Linked DNA regions of Mus musculus: region 2 is linked to region 1. The links are chromatin loops, found by intact Hi-C in ENCODE. Cell type or tissue: left cerebral cortex. All regions are shown on one strand. Links, peaks and the distances in the headings refer to the core of each region. The heading gives the core; the rest is flanking DNA.

Region 1 (8,345 bases), core at 18-8,017:
TACTGATTGGATGATTGTCTTGAGTTTTCTGTCATACATTTGCTCCAAACTTCAGGTTCTCCTGTTTCCCTAGTACGAAGATTATCGGCACGTATCAGTGCACCAGTTAGAACTTCTTCATAGAGAAACACTGGTGGATCATAGGAAGGTTTTAGATTTTCGTTTCAAGGTTTTATGGGTTATAAAGAATACTCTGTTAGAACCTATTGGCATTGTCCCTCCACTTGATGATTATACTCCAGCCACAGTCGTCCTGTGTTTATCAGACTTGCCAAGCATGTTTGACTCACAGACTTTGTGCTTTCCTTTTTGAATTGGCAAGAATTCTATTTTGTAAATGCTCTTATCTCTTGCTAAGCTCTTTTCCTCTATGTTTAAACGAACAGCTCTGTTTATTTATACTGAATTACTTTCCTTCCTGGGTCTGGAAATACAAAACTCTAGCCCTTCTTGGAGAGATCTGGTTGATTTCTTATCATTTCTGTGGGTAACAATTAAAACCAGTTTTAAACATATTTAATCAAACAAAGACTGATTTTTGCAAAAGTATAAATATCAGCAAAACAATGTGGGATATCGTTAATAAAATTACTAAAGATTAGCTACTGAACACTAGCTTCAGTACAATTAAGAAATTTCATTGGGGGGTGGCGGTGAGGTTGAGATGGGACTTGATTTTGTAGCTCAGTGTGGCCTTGAACTCAAGTGGTGGTTTGGGTGAGAATGTCCTCCATAGGTTTGTGTATATGAACATTGATTCCCCAGTTCAGCCCTGTTTAGGAATGTTCAGGAGGAGGGGCCTGACTACAGAGCTTTGGAGGCGTATGGAAGAGTGGGGTGTGGGAATCAGGGATGCTCGCCAGCACGGTATTAATTCTGAAGTGTTTCCATTTACTGTGTGTTCTTACATCTGCACTGCTTCAGGGACTCAGGTTCTGACTCTTTTGCTTTCGTTTGTTTTCCATTTGTCATTTTGATGTCTCAGATCCCTTAACTGGCAGAGACTTCATAGTAGTCAGATAAAATCCTGGTAGAGCAGACTGCTCTCACTAATTTAGCGTCTATCTATATGGCTATTTAAATTTCTGGCATGAATCTGCTTGGTGCTTTAGTTAATTGCCTTATGGAATATAACTGTGCCTCTGCTACTTGAACAAATGGAAGGTATCCATCTTTTCTCCGATCCTTACACATATTATTTACCCAGTCTCCAACTTTCCCAATATAAGTAAAATATATTTACTACAACAAGAAAATTTAAAATCATCTCAGAAATGTCAGATTGTTTCTCAGAGAATATGAAAAGTGTGTTATAAAATAAGGCTTATTCTTTAATTCGTTAAGAATACATGAGAATTTAAAAAGAAGAAATAAAATTAAGAAAGTCAAAAGGAGCTACATTTGAAAAGATATTTTAGAAATTCAAGTCTTTTGATTAGCAACCACCCGTAGTACCAGCAACACTTCAAAGTGTTCTCTAAACACTGAATTCCCATCAGTGATGCTGCAAGCCTTAGCTCTCATCTTTCATGCTTCCCATTGCAGTGACTTCAAAAGAATAAAGAGAGAATGGTAATCTCTCACAGTAACCTTGGACTCACACTAGTAATTGCGTATTTAGCTACCATGCATTCAAAACCAGGTAATTGTCTCATTAAACAGTGTTCTAATAAATATAATAATTCACATTTAGTTATACAAAAATCAAATACTCAGACCATCCTGAAATAAAACTCAGAGCCCAAGGGACATCTAGAAGAAAATGAAAAAGAATTAGATTGTGTCAAACATAGACAGCTTCAAAGGAAGTCATTTAAACTTGCCTTTTCCTTACCGAAATGCGTTTTGCATATTTTATTGTTTTCGTCATCGAGCTTGTTATAATCCAGCAAGTGAATGTTCAAAGAACATAAAATCCTACAAATAAATAAACTGAGTATGAATACATTTATAAAAGAGGCAACAATTCGGATCAAGAGCTTGGCATGCCAGCTTTGAGCATGTGAAGCTACAGTGTTCCCAGTCGTGTTTCAGCAATGCATGATTTATTGGAAGAATAAAAACTATAATGTTTTAAGTTTCATGATTCTCACATGTTGAATTTTAAATATGTAATCAACGTTAACATAAGTAATCCTAATAGCACCAATCAAAATTTTAGGGTGATCAATCTGTAAAATTCAATTGTAAACGTAAGGCAGAGGAAGATGTTATAAAAGGCATCACCTTCAAAATGCTTGTAATTTACCTTAGAGATACATTTGAGAAGTGGCCTCAAAATATATACTGGGAAAATTGCAAAGGTTTCAGAAAGTTATGGTTTGACAAAATTGGTGGGAGTTGTTTCTATTGTCAGTTAAGTATATGAGTCTCTTAGCTGCTAGAGTTTAAAAGCTACCCACTCATAGAACTGGGGAACTATCTAGATCAGTCTTCATTTGAGTTTATTGAGCACAGAGAACTTTTTCAATGTCATGTTCAGGCACTGGCTTGGTAAGAGCTGAGACCCTACAGGCTTGAATGTCATGCAGAGATTGTATGATATATGATATACTGAGTGAAATCTAATCAACCTTCTAAATCACACTAATCTCTAAAAGAACGAGGCAAGGATGGGGAAACACCCTTGTTAACACACAAATATTTAGAAGGTTTCTAAAAATAAATGAACAGAAAAATCACAAAGGTTTAAGATCCAGAAAACAGCTAGTGTCTACCAATACCATCTTGGCAGCAACTTGTTGGCGAAGTAGGTCAGTAGAGAAGATGACAGATGCAAATTTTATTATGAAAATTAAGTGAAAAACTTGATCAGAAAGATCTAATAAACACCCAAGAGACAGGGTATGTGAATGTGTGCTTGTGTGAGATTGTGTTTTTCAATGTGTGTGCATAAGTGTATGCCTCTATATGTGCTTGTCTTTGTTGTGTGTGTGTGTGTGTGTGTTTATTCTCTCTGTGTGAATGTGTGTGTGTGCATGTGTGAATGTGTGTATATGTGTAAATTGTGTATGTGTTTGTGTTGAAAGGTTAATACTGAACTATGGGATGACCAAAAATGGGAAAGGCAAGCAGGAAGTGATAAATTATTATGAGTGAAAGAGAATGAGAAATAGAATAATAAATATTTGGTGTTTATGTTTAGCTCTCTGTGACCATCAAAGATTAAACTATGGCATTAGTTTCAGTTATTATTTTTTTTTTTTTTTACTAAGTAGACACAATAATGGAGCTGACTTTATTCAACAGCAGCATAGTTTAAAGTAATTGTTAGGCTTGAGGTCTGAAATCCTGGACAACAGAATGAAAAGAAATGTTTTGGTTTGCTTGACAAAACAAAACAAAACACATGATTCTGTGAGTTCAAAACATTCATGATGGGGGAGACCTTAGGCAGGAGTGAGTCAAATATTTTGGCAAAGATGTTCCTTGACTCCCATGTTCCCAGCATGAATAAAACACAAACCTCTATATTCTGATTTCCAAAGGAGGACGATCATATTTTAAAATGCCTCTGTGTGCAAAGCAGCCCCTGCAGATCAAGCTGTGGAGGAGGATCTGCTCTATACAGTCTGGCTTGTAAGGGCAAACTCATCCACACAGCTTAGATCAAACTTACAAAGAGAAAGCAAGCACCAATCATCGCTGCTTTGAGTGTCACGTCGAGATCTGCTGGAACATGGATCCCAAAGTTGTCAGCGTTTGTGAACACGTCATTGACAAATCCCGACCAGTACTTGGAGATCTTCCCAATTGTAACCTTCTCATCAACAGTTTTCACCTTTGCAAAATTAATAACGATAATGATAATAATAGATAAGCATGATAATGCAGATTAAAAAAAAAGGTGGTTGACATTTTTTGGTATGTTTTTCTCATGATAACTTTGAACTGTTTTATTAGTCACCACCCCCAAATGGCAACCCTATGTTGTTTGCTCCTGCGTGTGGATATTCACCTCCACAGTAGTCGAGAACTTCAGGCTACCACAGTTTCTGGATCACTATAATTTGTTTTCATTTTCATTTTCTATGCAGATGGAGTAAATAATTAAGGTCAGACAGCCACAAGATGGCAGCACATGCATCTCTTAGTTTTATTGCTAAGCACGAAGGAAGGTAATGTCTTTGCCTATATTCAAATTTTAAGCCAGAGTTTGCTACGATAAAATATGTATGGAAAATACATATACTGTGTGTGTGTGCATATGCTTACATGTGCACAGATATTTAAAATTATTTGAATGAATTATTTCTAGGTATAATTAATAAACTTTAATAATTTATCAATTATGTAATTATTAAAATGATTAAAAATAATACATTGTCAAACCACATTTTTATCTTATACTAAAACCTTTGTTAACTTACTCTCTTCTAACCAGTCCTACGTACTATAAGTCACTTTGAGCTAGTGTATAAATACTGAAGTCTACCATTAAATGGGAGAACTACACCTGACTTATCAACAATTTCTTTACTTTTTCTTTTTTGAAGATTTATTTATCTATTTATTTTTCATGTATATGAGTATAATGTAGCTGTACAGATGGTTGTGAACCTTCATGTGGTTGTTGAGAATTGAATTAGGACTTCTGCTCGCTCTGGTCAACCCCACTCACTCTGGTCGGCCCCTCTCGCTCAGGCCCAAAGATTTATTTATTATTATATCTAAGCATTATATCTAAGCTGTCTTCAGACACACCAGAAGAGGACGTCAGATCTCATTACAGGTGGTTGTAAGCCACCATGTCGTTGCAGAGATTTGAACTCAGGACCTTCGAAAGAGCAGTCAGTGCTCATACCCACTGAGCCATCACTCCAGCCCAACAATTTATTTCTTAATCCTGTTTATCATTCTGACAGTTATTTAATATGAAGCTTCACTTTCTGTATGGTGATATAAAATAAAAAATAGGGAAAGTTTCTTAGGACGTAGTTATAGCATGAATACTAGACCCTAATGCTAAAATCTACTCAACCATAGTATTAAGAAGCTGTGTGACATCCTTTCAGAATACTGGGATTAGGACAGAGTCTGTATTCTTGGTGTCTAGAGACTCCTTCAGAAGTTGTGGAGACAGACATAGGTGGGATATGTTTGAATAATGAAAACGGATGCTTTGAATGTAAATTCTCCTTGCCTTTGATGTACACTCAGGATAATCTGTTGCAAGAGCATATGCTGTTACAGGCTAAATTTGCAATGGTTCATGTTAATATTCAGTTCCCTCAACCTACAAGTACATTATTTTATGAAACAAACTTAGCACATCTTACATACATAGCTTTATATAGTGACACTCTAGTGGAGTATGCTTCTGAAATGAGACCTGAATGGGGTTAAATGTCCATACAAGCAGGTCAACAGAAAAGGGCAAAGATAATATGCATATTCTCTCTGTCCCACATGTGCTTTAACTCCCTACGAATCAAGTTCATCAAACATAGAACTACCGTGACTTTCAACAACTACAAGATATGTAATGTTAAAACGATATTGTCTCTGTCTGTCTGTCTGTCTGTCTGACACACACACACACATATACATATATATAAAATATGCCTTATGCTTAAAGACTTAAGCTGAAAATAACAAGAGATTTACTCTTTTAGGTAAGGAGATATAGTAGTTTATCACTGTATTTACAAAATATGCCAAGAATTTTAATTTTATAATTCTTATTTTAATTTTAACAAATTAAACTTCTTTTAGTAATATTGCAGTGATCTATGACAAAGTGCCTAAGGACTATATATTGTCATAGCATTAGTTTTGCTAAACACTATGGACTTAGAATCTCTGGAGTGATGGCTATTATTATAAGCATGGAAATAGGATTTATTAGAGTATTATACTAATATGAGATTCTTAAAATGTATTTAAGGGGTACATTATGATCTTGATGACTTATAAATTGAATTGCATTTCAAGAACTCGGAACCTAAGCAAAACGTTCTTTGCCTTTCATACCTCAAAATCCACATCGCCAAAACAGCCACAGGTTGTGCAGGGACCAATGATTTTCAAAATATCTTCTTTGTTTGCATTTTGAATTGTGAATTTGGGCTGAAAAGGGCCCCACTTCTGTGCAACATAACCAACTATAGTACCAGGAGGGGCTTGGATTTCTAGCTGTAAGACAAAATAGTAATAAAATCAGATTTTCTACAGTTATAATTCATTAATCACAGAAGAATATCAACATATATCTATATAATATATGTTATGAAATAACTGTTGTATTGTAAAAGCCATTGTACATATATGTTTCTAGGATGCAAAGCAGTATTTTCTTCTGACATTTTGTATTAGTATGCAGGGTGACAATTTCCTCTGAGGTTTTGTATTTTGTCATGAAAATGATAAAAATTCATTTCACTGATATATTTAGCATTTTCCATGTATATGTATATATATCTGTATATATGTATGTGTATATATATATATGTATATATATACATACATATATATATATGTATATACATACATACATATATATATATATATATATATATATATATATATATATATGTGTGTGTGTGTGTGTGTGTGTGTGTGTGTGTGTGTGTATTCTGCAGAATGGAGGACAAAACCACATTCTTCTAGCTTACAGAGATATCAGATCAAATTAAGTCTACGTCAATGAGAGTTATTAAAATTCTACTAAAAATGACAATCAATTATGTTTTAAAATAAAGTCACTCTGTTGCATACCATGGGTTTATTAAATGTGCAAATACTTGGTATCATTCTGAGTATAATAACACACAGGGGAGAGGACACAGTGGACAAGGTTAAGTGTCATGGCCTCTCCTGGCATTGCTACTGCTGAAGATGTATTTGTGTAGTGGTGAGAACTGTAGCCATTACAATTATTTGGATAATACACAAGCCAGGAGGCTGTCTCGTTTATAGGATGCATGAGCTGATTTTACCGTTTAATCTCATGGTAGCTACCAGAGTTTCAGGTTACAAATGGAAACAGTGACTCACAAAATCTTCATGTTTTCCTTACCCTAAAAAGGAAGATATAAATTCAAACAACTGTAAGGTTTACTGTCTTGTAGTTCCAGATGAGTGCCATTTAAAGGAATAAACTTAAAAAGAGAAGATGCTGAGGGGCAGTGACCAACCTCTTGTAGGTAGCAGGGGCACCAACAGCTGTTACACCTTAGGGGCCTGTTCACTGTAATCACCTCTCGACCCGAGTTGTCTGTGATCCTCAGGGTGCAGGCTCGCAGCGTGGAACACACATTACGATTAAAACAGATGCTTTCTTCCACCGCAAAGTAAATTCTTTGTCCCAAGCTGTTTTTGATCTCATATTTGTTGGAGGTCTCAGTGCCGAGGATCACTGTCGCGAAACACATCTTATGAAGACATGCTTTGATTGGTATCACCACTTGTCAAAAGTCAAGGAGTATTAATAGAACATAGAGTCATGGCAGAGTTACTGAGCTGATAGTCTCAGCTTCATTCACATCTGTTTCTATGTTCTAAACTTTGATGACATAGCCTCAGGAATCAAAGCAAAGCCTGGGACCAAAACGAACAGCTAAATTTATTCTAGAACTATGAACAAACATGGTCCACCACCTTTCAACCATAGGACAGAATGTGTAGGGTTGGACTCATTGCTCAGATAAGAACTCTATTATTTTTCTGCAAGTTATTGGGACAATTCACAGTGCCATTTATTACTGTATCTACAATTTCTCTTAACATCCGCAGTAGTAATGCTGGCCAACTACTTTCCTTCTGATATATATTGAAGTAATATAAGATCTTATAAACAAAAAGCACTCAAGCAATTGCAAATTTAATTAATCATCCTTACACACTTTCCTATAGATAAATTGTGTGCATATTTTGTTGAGTCAACTGGGAAGCAAGGAAACAATAGCATTTGTGTCGAAGAAATTTTAATATGACCTCAACTGTGACTTCCCTTATTAGAATGTTAAGGAATTTTAGTGATTAATATCTGTGGGATATTAATTATTGCTTATCACTTCAAGATTAAATTTATTAAAATTTAAATGTCACTGTTATCAAAGACTTATTTTCATACTTATAGTTTCTTTAAGATTAATACATTTAGATTTGGTTGAAAAATAGGTCTAGCAGTCATTTGGTCTAATTCTGTACGTTGCTTATAACATTTTCCATGTAAGGAAACTTCTGAACACGGCAGCCTTTTCAGGAGTTTTAATAAGTGCAGAATCTGATGTACTTACTCCCAAGAAGTTCCACCTGCTGATGGATGATTATCAGGTCCAGCTGCAAAGGATGAGACAAAGAAGTGAAAACCATTCCATCACAGCCCTTACTATGCAACAGGA
Region 2 (8,345 bases), core at 210-8,209, 60 kb after region 1:
CTTTCAGATAAACTTTACAATAGATTTTTCTATTTCTGCCAAGAATGTCATGGATATTTTGATTGGGATTTCTTTTGTTGTTACTCTGTGTTTATAGGACTGAGAATGAGAGTAATGCTGGCTTTGTAGGGGTTTGGGAGTACTGTTTCTATTTTGGGCTTTTTGTTGTTGTTGTTGTTGTTTTATGTTTCTTTTTGTTTTGGAATGACTTGAGGATAATTGGTTGTAGTTCTTTTGTGAAAACCTGGTAGAATTCCACTTTAAATCCATCTGGATTGTATTTTATTTTTCCCACGCTGTAAAACTTTCTTTTTCTTGTTTTAATATCCTTATTTGTCATGAGTGTGCTTAAGCTATAGATATCTTCTTGAATTGATTTGGTAATTCATCAAGGAACTTGTTATTTGCTTTTAGATTTTTTTTAAATACAGGTTTTAAATATTCCATTGTAGTGTCCTAAATTTCCTTGGTGTTTGTTGTAATGTTTCTTTGTCCCTCTGCGATTTTATCAGTTTGAGTTTTCTTGGTGTTTTTAAGGCTAATTTTGCTTTTATTTTATTGATTTCTGCCTTTTCTGTTCCTGTTTTTCTTCTCAACTACGGGGTTGGGTTTGACTTGCTCTCGTTTTTCCAAAGGCTTGAGTTACATGATGAACTTGCTTATCTGTACTTTCTAATTTTGAAAACAGGGTTTAATGACATATGTTTCCCTCCTAGGACTGTGTCCCAAAGCCTTCATGTGTCTTTTTTTTTTTTTTTAATTATTACTTTATTTTTCTTCCCCTTGGTATTTAACATTGTTTTTTCTTGAAATTTTCTTGGAGCCATTTTGTTATTTGGCACTGTATTCTTTAATTTTCGTGACTTCATATAATTTCTGGAGATTCTGTTTTATCTTAAGCTTTTTTTGCATCATATTGAGATAGGATATGTGTTACCAGTTTTTTTTTTCTTATATTTTGAGATTTGTTTTGTATCTCAATATATGTTCAATTTTAGAGAAGCATTCATGGGCTGCTGAGTAGAATTTTTTTTCTGGTCTTTGGGAGAAATATTTTGTAGATAATTGTTAGATCCCTTTGATGTATGATTTCATAAAACGATACACCTCTTTTTATTATCTATCCAGAGGACCTTTCTATTAAAGAAAGTGAAATACTGAAATCACTTACTATTATAGAATTGAAGTTAATCTGTGTCTTGAAGTCCTTTTATATGTTTTTGATGCTACAGCAGCAGTAGGGGTCTGACCCTCTTGGGGTTGGTTTGATGGACGTAATTTTTTTAAAATTTGAGGTTATTTTTTTAAATATTTGGGGTTCAAATTTTTATTAAAGTCTTAGAGTCAAATTTAAATAACTACATGAACTACATGAAACTTGGTCAAATAAAATGCATTTTGTCTAAGGAGTATATTCTGTATCCTGTGAACTTGTTACTTCTTTTTTTTTTTTTTTTAATGAGTGTCGCATCATCTTTGTCCCTTATCTCTTTGTTCCTTTTATTCACCCTCTGCCTTTGCAAACTCCCTCACCCCAAGAAACTACTTCAACCAGATCCAGTTATACTGTGCTTCTCCACTGAGGTGTGAGACCCACTCTCCCATCATGTGGCTGGTCATCTTGCCTGTGCTCTGCTGCACAGGCCATGTGGCATCTGGTGGAGTTCTTCTTGGTTGATATATATTTTTTTAATTCTATCTTTATCATGGAAATTTATTCTTTTTCTTTCAATTAAGGTGGATACTTTTGCTGGGTAAAATAGTCTAGCTTGACTTGTGTTCTTTTGGATCTTGGAGTACATTGCTTTAGGATCTTCTGACATTTAAAGCTTGATTGAGAATTCAGGTGTTATTTTGATTTGGCTTCTTTTATTTGAGACTATGGCTTTTCTTCCACAACTCTGAGTGCCCATTCTTTGTTCTTTTTTTTGGGGGGGGGATTTTTTTTAATTAATATTTTTTATTACATATTTTCCTCAATTACATTTCCAATGCTATCCCAAAAGTCCCCCATACCCTCCCACCCACTTCCCTACCCACTCATTCCCATTTTTTTTGGCCCTAGTGTTCCCCTGTACTGGGGCATATACAGTTTTCGTGTCCAATGGGCCTCTCTTTCCAGTGATGGCCGACTAGGCCATCTTTTGATACATATGCAGCTAGAGTCAAGAGCTCCGGGGTACTGGTTAGTTCATAATGTTGTTCCACCTATAGGGTTGCAGATCTGCAACCATTCTTTGTTCTTTATATTAACGTTTAGCCATAATATTCCACAGGGTGTTACTTTTCTGGTCTTGTCTATTTGGTGTTCTTTGTGCTTCTTCCATCCTTGTAGATATATCTTTCTCCTAATTTTTCTTAATGTTTTCTTATCCTGTTGCAGATATGGTCTAGCCTATTAATGTAGGATTCTTCTTCAACTATTTCAGCTTTGTTCTTTCATGTCCCATAGTTCTTCATATTCACAGCATGTGTGTTTTAAAGATTTATCATAGTCTTTAATTGAGTGGTTCAACTACTCTATTTTCAATTTCTGATGATATGCTGCCTTTTGCTAGACCCATTCTACCGTGAAGACTTCTTCTGTGTCTTCTAAATAGAAAATTAAAAATTTCAATTTCATCTTCCTTTCATCTTAAGTTTTCGTTGGTATTTCTATCTCTTTAGTGATCAGTGATTAGTAATATAGCATTTTCGGCATCATGAATTTGCCTTCTTGCTTTTATGGAGCCCTGTGTTTGGGTTTCTGGACTTCAATCATGAGGTTATTACTATTCTCTTTTTCTTTTCTTATTAAAGGCATTTTTTAATTAGATATTTTCTTCATTTACCTTTCAAATGCTATCCCCAAAGCCACTTATACCCTCTCCCTGCCCTACTATCCTCTTCTTGTTCACACCAGTGTTCTGGTGTTCATTCCTCTTGTCTTTAAACTCCTTGAATTCTTTGATTTTTTTTTTTCTTAGTGAGACAGGGTTTCTCTGTATAGCTCTGGCTGTCCTGGAACTCACTTTGTAGACCAGGCTGGCCTTGAACTCAGAAATTTATAATTTTTAATTTATAATTATTTTCTTAAATTCTTTGTACTGGGGTCAACCTTGGTAATTCTCATTGAAGACTATTTTATAGAATTATTTGGGGGATACTTAAATGTTTAACTCTTAGTAATATCACCCACAAAGATTTTTCTTATGAAACCTGTTTCAGTTGTCAGGAGAATGTCTTATTTGTCCATTATAGGTGTTTCTACACAAGCACAATCCTTTCTCTACCGACCCTAGAGCTATTTGACATCTCAGGAGTATGAACTGCTGTGGGGTCCAGAAGGCATTCAGGCGAATTATCCCACTAGGATAGTGTTTGGGGGAGTAGTTATGTGTGATGTTAATTTAGTATTAATCTGGAGAGGCTGCAGCTTGCTATATTCAGATTGTATTTAGCAATATAAAACTGTACCAAACACTAATAAATTGCACCTACTGGAGATTTAGATTAACTGTCAAAATGTTAAAAAACACACACACACACACACACACACACATACACACAAAAACTAAACCATTTGGTGTATCTTAATTGGTATAATTAGCTATAAAATAAGCTTATTATGAGGGAAGATTTGCTAGTAGTCATTTTACGATAGGTAGGGAGAAAAGCATTTGTTTTATGTTTAAGAATTTTCTTTAAAGGGGGGGGGGCACTCTCTAGTGCGGGCTTATTTGCATTTTAATGGTGAAATGTCTCCATCTTGTGGCCAGATGAACTATCACACCTTCGTCTTAGAGTGTTATTTTGACCTTTTAATTTGGAGGCCTGTATAGTGGAGGTGTGGTTTCTACCCAGGTTGATAATTAATGAAATAAACAATATTTAAGCTCATTAATTTGTAGTAGACTTCGAAGTAAATTTACATTTTTTGAGCCACGAATTGATTTTGATCTTTGTCTTCTGGAGGTCTGAATTTCTCCTTTTATTGAACAAATTATTCAAGTAATATAAATTTTTGAAAAAATGTCTAGGGTTTGAATATGTGTGAGTCTGTGTATGTGTGTTTTCAGAGTGGCTACAAGTTACAACATCTATTTATTTATACGCAATTTGGAGATTATTTCTAATGCATGACCCCATTTTAAACAATAGATGGCATTAAGATGTCATGTTTTGTGTTTCCCCATAAAGCATGCATTTTGTTTCATAGTTTCAAAACGTTGGTTTTTCTTCTTGAAAAGAAAACTTCTTGATATCCAAAATCATATTTGCTTTATTTTGAAGCTACTGGTAGTACATTCAATAAATATTAAAAAAATTCTTAAAGCAACAGTACAATTTTATTACTATTTGAATATGTGCTCATATTCCAAATGTGATAAAAATCTAAATGTAGTTATATTAATTCAAATGTTATTTCAAAAGATATGTGGCTGGTATTCTCATTAAAGTGAATTTTTACATTTTATTCTTCCATGAATGCTTTTCAGAATTAAACCTCAGACGTTTAGTTAAAATTTAGTTTAATGCAAAATCATGTAACCATGTGCTGCCTTTAAAAATCTAAGGATTTTAAACTTTAAACAACTTTAAACAGTTATAGTCCTCATGTATTTTTTTTTTTTAGTTACCCAATATTCTGAAATTAGAATTCCTTCAATGTACAGCATTTAGATACTTACTACTTTCAAGATTTACATGAGATTTAGATTTTAGATAGCTCATAGAATAAAACTTTTATAAATTGCTATTTGTAGGTAAAATGAAAAGGGATGATTGAGGTATTAAAATATATTATAGATCTTAAGCCCTGCACTAGTCAGGTAATTATTATCCTCCTGTTTTTGTTTGTTTGTTTGTTTTGATTTTGTTTTTCAAGACAGGGTTTATCTGTATATCTCTGGCTGTCCTGGGACTCACTTTGTAGACCATGCTGGCCTCGGACTCAGAAATCTGCCTGCCTCTGACTCCTGAGTGCTGGGGTTAAAGGCATGAGCCACCACCCCTGGCCCTCCTGTATCTTTTTAATGCCACTTTTACAAAGTTGCGGTGAAAGAGATGTCCAACTCTACAAACCTGAACATTGTTTTCTTCTCTTTTTTCTTGTTTTAAAAGAATTTGTCACGAATGTTTTCTCCCTGTTGCTCTTGAGCTAGAGAAAGGCTGTTCTGCCCATTGCAAGATGGTTAGCATCCTTGAACCTGGACACTAAGGACCAATAGCGAACTCTTCCCACTGACCCAGTAAGGTCAGCCAGAAGGTTCCCAGTGTTTCTATTGGTATAGCTGTAAAAAACTGTCATCTCTGAAAGGGATGACTAAGCGATAAACTTTCAGTTTTAGAAAGGATAACTTTGAGGCTGTGTACAGAAGTATTTAATTAATTGTGAGTTCTGTTTGCATGAACTAATTGAAACTAAATGATAAAGGTATTTAAGTAGTTGTCTTCTGGGTTGAACAGTATGGTTACTCTGTCCATGCAGAGGATGTCACAAGATAGAAAACAAGGGAGCCAATTAGGAAACTAGAGGGAGTGACTTGTTTTGCTCACCAGTAACAGTTGTTTTTCTCTGAGCAACATGACATTGTACTTCTAGTATATCTGGAATGCCTACCATGAAATCCAGTAGCTACACAGGACAGTTAGCAGCTGAAAAGGAGCAAGCATGGTTGAAGAGCTGGGTTTCTTTTAGTGTTGCTTGTTTGTTTTTTGCTTTAGTTTTTGTCTATTTATTTATTTATTTATTTATTTATTTATTTATTTATTTATTTGGTTTAGTTTTGGTTGAGACCTGGTTTCTCTGTGTAGCGCTGGCTGTCCTGGAGTTTGCTCTGTAAACCAGGCTGGCCTGAAACTCAGAGGTCTGCCTACTACTGCATCGAAAATGCTTGAGATTAAATACAGGTGCCACCATTGCCAGGCAAAGAATTGATTCTTAAAATGTGTGTGGGTCTGCTCTTTCTCTCTCTCTCTCTCTCTCTCTCTCTCTCTCTCTCTCTTTCTGCCTGTGTGTGTTTGTGAGACTGAGTGTGAACGTGTGTGTGTGCCTGTTTGCATGCCTGTGTGTGTATAGTGCTTGTGTGTGCATAAGTGTGTGTGTATGTATGTACATGTGTGTGTGTGCATGTGTGTGTGTGTGTGTGTGTGTGTGTTCAGGAGTGCATCTGTGCCACAGAGCACATATGAAGGTACAGCTTTCTCACCTTGAGAGAGCCTCTCTTCTTGTTATTTGCTCTTGCACGTACCAGCCTGTGTCCAAGAGCTTCTGTGAGCTTTCTGTCTCTACCTGCCTCTCATCTTACCACTGGAGTGCTTGGATTATAGACAGGTGTTCCTGCTTTCAGCCTTGTGGTTTGTGGAATCTGAGCTCAGGTCCTTTCTCTGTATCACAAACCCTTTACCCACTAAGTGACTGCCCCAGGCCAAAGAAGTGCATTTTTGTTTAAATCGTGATACACTGCAGAGTTGCAATAGATTTTGAAAATGTACTCCAAATTCAACTTAAATGAAAAATGTTTCAATATAAATTATGTCAATAACACTTTGAGAATAATTTAAGTATATATTTACATAAAATATTACATATTAAATGCAATTTATTAGTTTCATATATTCTTAGAACGTTTAAAATGACGCATGTAGCTTACCTGTCAAATTATGATGTCTCAGGTGAGACAACATTTGCCATACTAAGTCATTTGCTCTTCAGACACTTTGATAGCCTAGCCTTGGAGGGACTTGGTGATCAGTGTTCAGACTTGCTTCATCACAAGACTATTTTAAGAAAGGTTACAGTAAAGATCAGATGCCAATATTTGCACCCAACCAAAGAACAGAAGCTGCTGACCCATGTGGTTGAAATAGGGAAAAGCTGGAAGAAGCTGAGGAGGAGGGAGACCTTGTAGGAGGACCAGCAGTCTCAATTAACCTGGACCTCTGAGGTCTCTCAGACACTGGACCACCAACCAGGCAGTATGCACCAGCTGATATGAGTCCCCCAACACAGATACAGCAGTGGACTTCCGGGTCTGGATTCAGAGAAGATGCACCTAATCCTCAGAGACTGGAGGCCCCAGGGAATTTAGAGGTCTGGTGGGTTGAGGGGTAGCAGATAGCAACATCCTCGTGGAGATGAGGGGGGTGAGGAGGAGGTATGGGATGGGGAACAGTCTGAGGGTGGATCGGAGTGGGGGAGGATAAAATCTGGAGTGTTAAAAAATTAAATAAAATTTAAGAAAAAAAAAGGGGGGGGATTACATTATCTACACTGCTGAGAAAGGCATTTTTTTTTCTTTTAGGATGTAAGTTACAAGCATAGAATTAGAAACAGCCCCATTGCAGTCATGAAGACACCACAAGGCTGAAAGTCAACCAGAAACAGAGATCCAAGCTACGCAGAGAGTTGGACTCGTGATAGTGCACGTCTCCTTCAAAAAGTCCTATTTACTTCTTTCTCCAGAACAAACCATCATGGCTCCTTCCACCCTGTAGGTTCAGCAGAGCTGAGGACTGGTGAAAAGACCCAAGTTGGAACTGACTCTTCTGTGATATGGGCAAGCTTATTTTTTTTATAGAAGTTTCTCAAACGCCCAAAAAACGATGTCGAAGAAATGAGTGCTCCGCCCTACAGACTGGTTACATTCTACCGAGACACAAGTGCCATAACAAGTAGAGGAAGTTAGGTGCTCTTGATACCAACAAAAAACATTACCTAGTGGGAGAAAGAAAGACAGGGCCTTCTAATTGTAAAAGAGTGGAAAGATACTTTCATAATTATAGGGCTACGGTGACAGCTGCGTATACTGTCCGCTAGCATGCGCTGCAGGTGGTAATCCAACCATGTGCATCCCAGCCACTGAATGGAAAACAGTGGGGGGTGGCCCTTTTGAATCCTATATAATTGCAGACATTTTAAGCAACTATCATTTCAATACTGTGTAAAGTATGGCTTATTTTTTTTTTTCATAGTAGATTTTCCTATCCAGCAGAGCTTTTAAGGATCAGGCTTCAAGTGTTTGTCCCTCATTTTGTTTAAAATTCTGCCTTTGTCATTTTCATATACTGAGGCAAACACGAAGGTTAACAGCTACAAAGTCTTCCTCCTACAAGAGCGTTTGATTAAGATCTTGTCTTTTTTATTAGCATCCCTAAATGTAGCTAAGTGCATAAGAATGAAAAAGATCACTGTCAAAAGAAATTCGAGTTCAATGTAGTTTTGCAAACTTGGACTTCGGTCAACACTCTGTTTGAAAATGTTTCTGAAATATATTCATGCCCATCTACTGTTAATCAAATTTGTAGCTGTCTAGTTAGTTTTGTTATTTGACACAAACCTAGACCTAGCTGAAAATTAAAAA

Evidence for each region. Hi-C counts contacts between places; a loop is a spot of excess contacts. Peaks named below come from ENCODE experiments on the same cell type or tissue, not always from the same donor. Only the 100,000 strongest peaks of a DNase experiment are listed, where the experiment ranks them.
Region 2: a loop joins it to region 1, with 9 times the contacts of the local background. A loop is called at or near these places in 16 of 42 quality-filtered maps.

What each region holds. Positions count from the first base shown.
Region 1 is chr9:92,203,232-92,211,576 of GRCm38, reverse strand. Plscr5 (phospholipid scramblase family, member 5) reads right to left here. Exons shown (of 8, transcript NM_001195693.2): 3 at 8,241-8,283; 4 at 7,137-7,357; 5 at 5,974-6,135; 6 at 3,620-3,781; 7 at 1,835-1,917; 8 at 1,343-1,752. The coding sequence ends at 1,879. The region is part of intron 3 of Gm31588 (a long non-coding RNA gene); the gene reads left to right. It overlaps Gm31531 (a long non-coding RNA gene), which reads left to right and starts at 3,283. Exons shown (of 3, transcript XR_379706.4): 1 at 3,283-4,118; 2 at 8,178-8,345. In left cerebral cortex, for the core only: a CTCF peak has its summit at 4,057 (motif pointing right); a DNase peak (open chromatin) is centred at 4,072; H3K4me3 peaks cover 506 bases.
Region 2 is chr9:92,143,160-92,151,504 of GRCm38, reverse strand. It overlaps Gm46147 (a long non-coding RNA gene), which reads left to right. Exons shown (of 3, transcript XR_001779352.2): 3 at 7,287-8,345. Among named protein-coding and RNA genes, the nearest start is that of Gm46147, 28 kb to the left of the region's middle. In left cerebral cortex, for the core only: a CTCF peak has its summit at 3,759 (motif pointing left); a DNase peak (open chromatin) is centred at 3,755.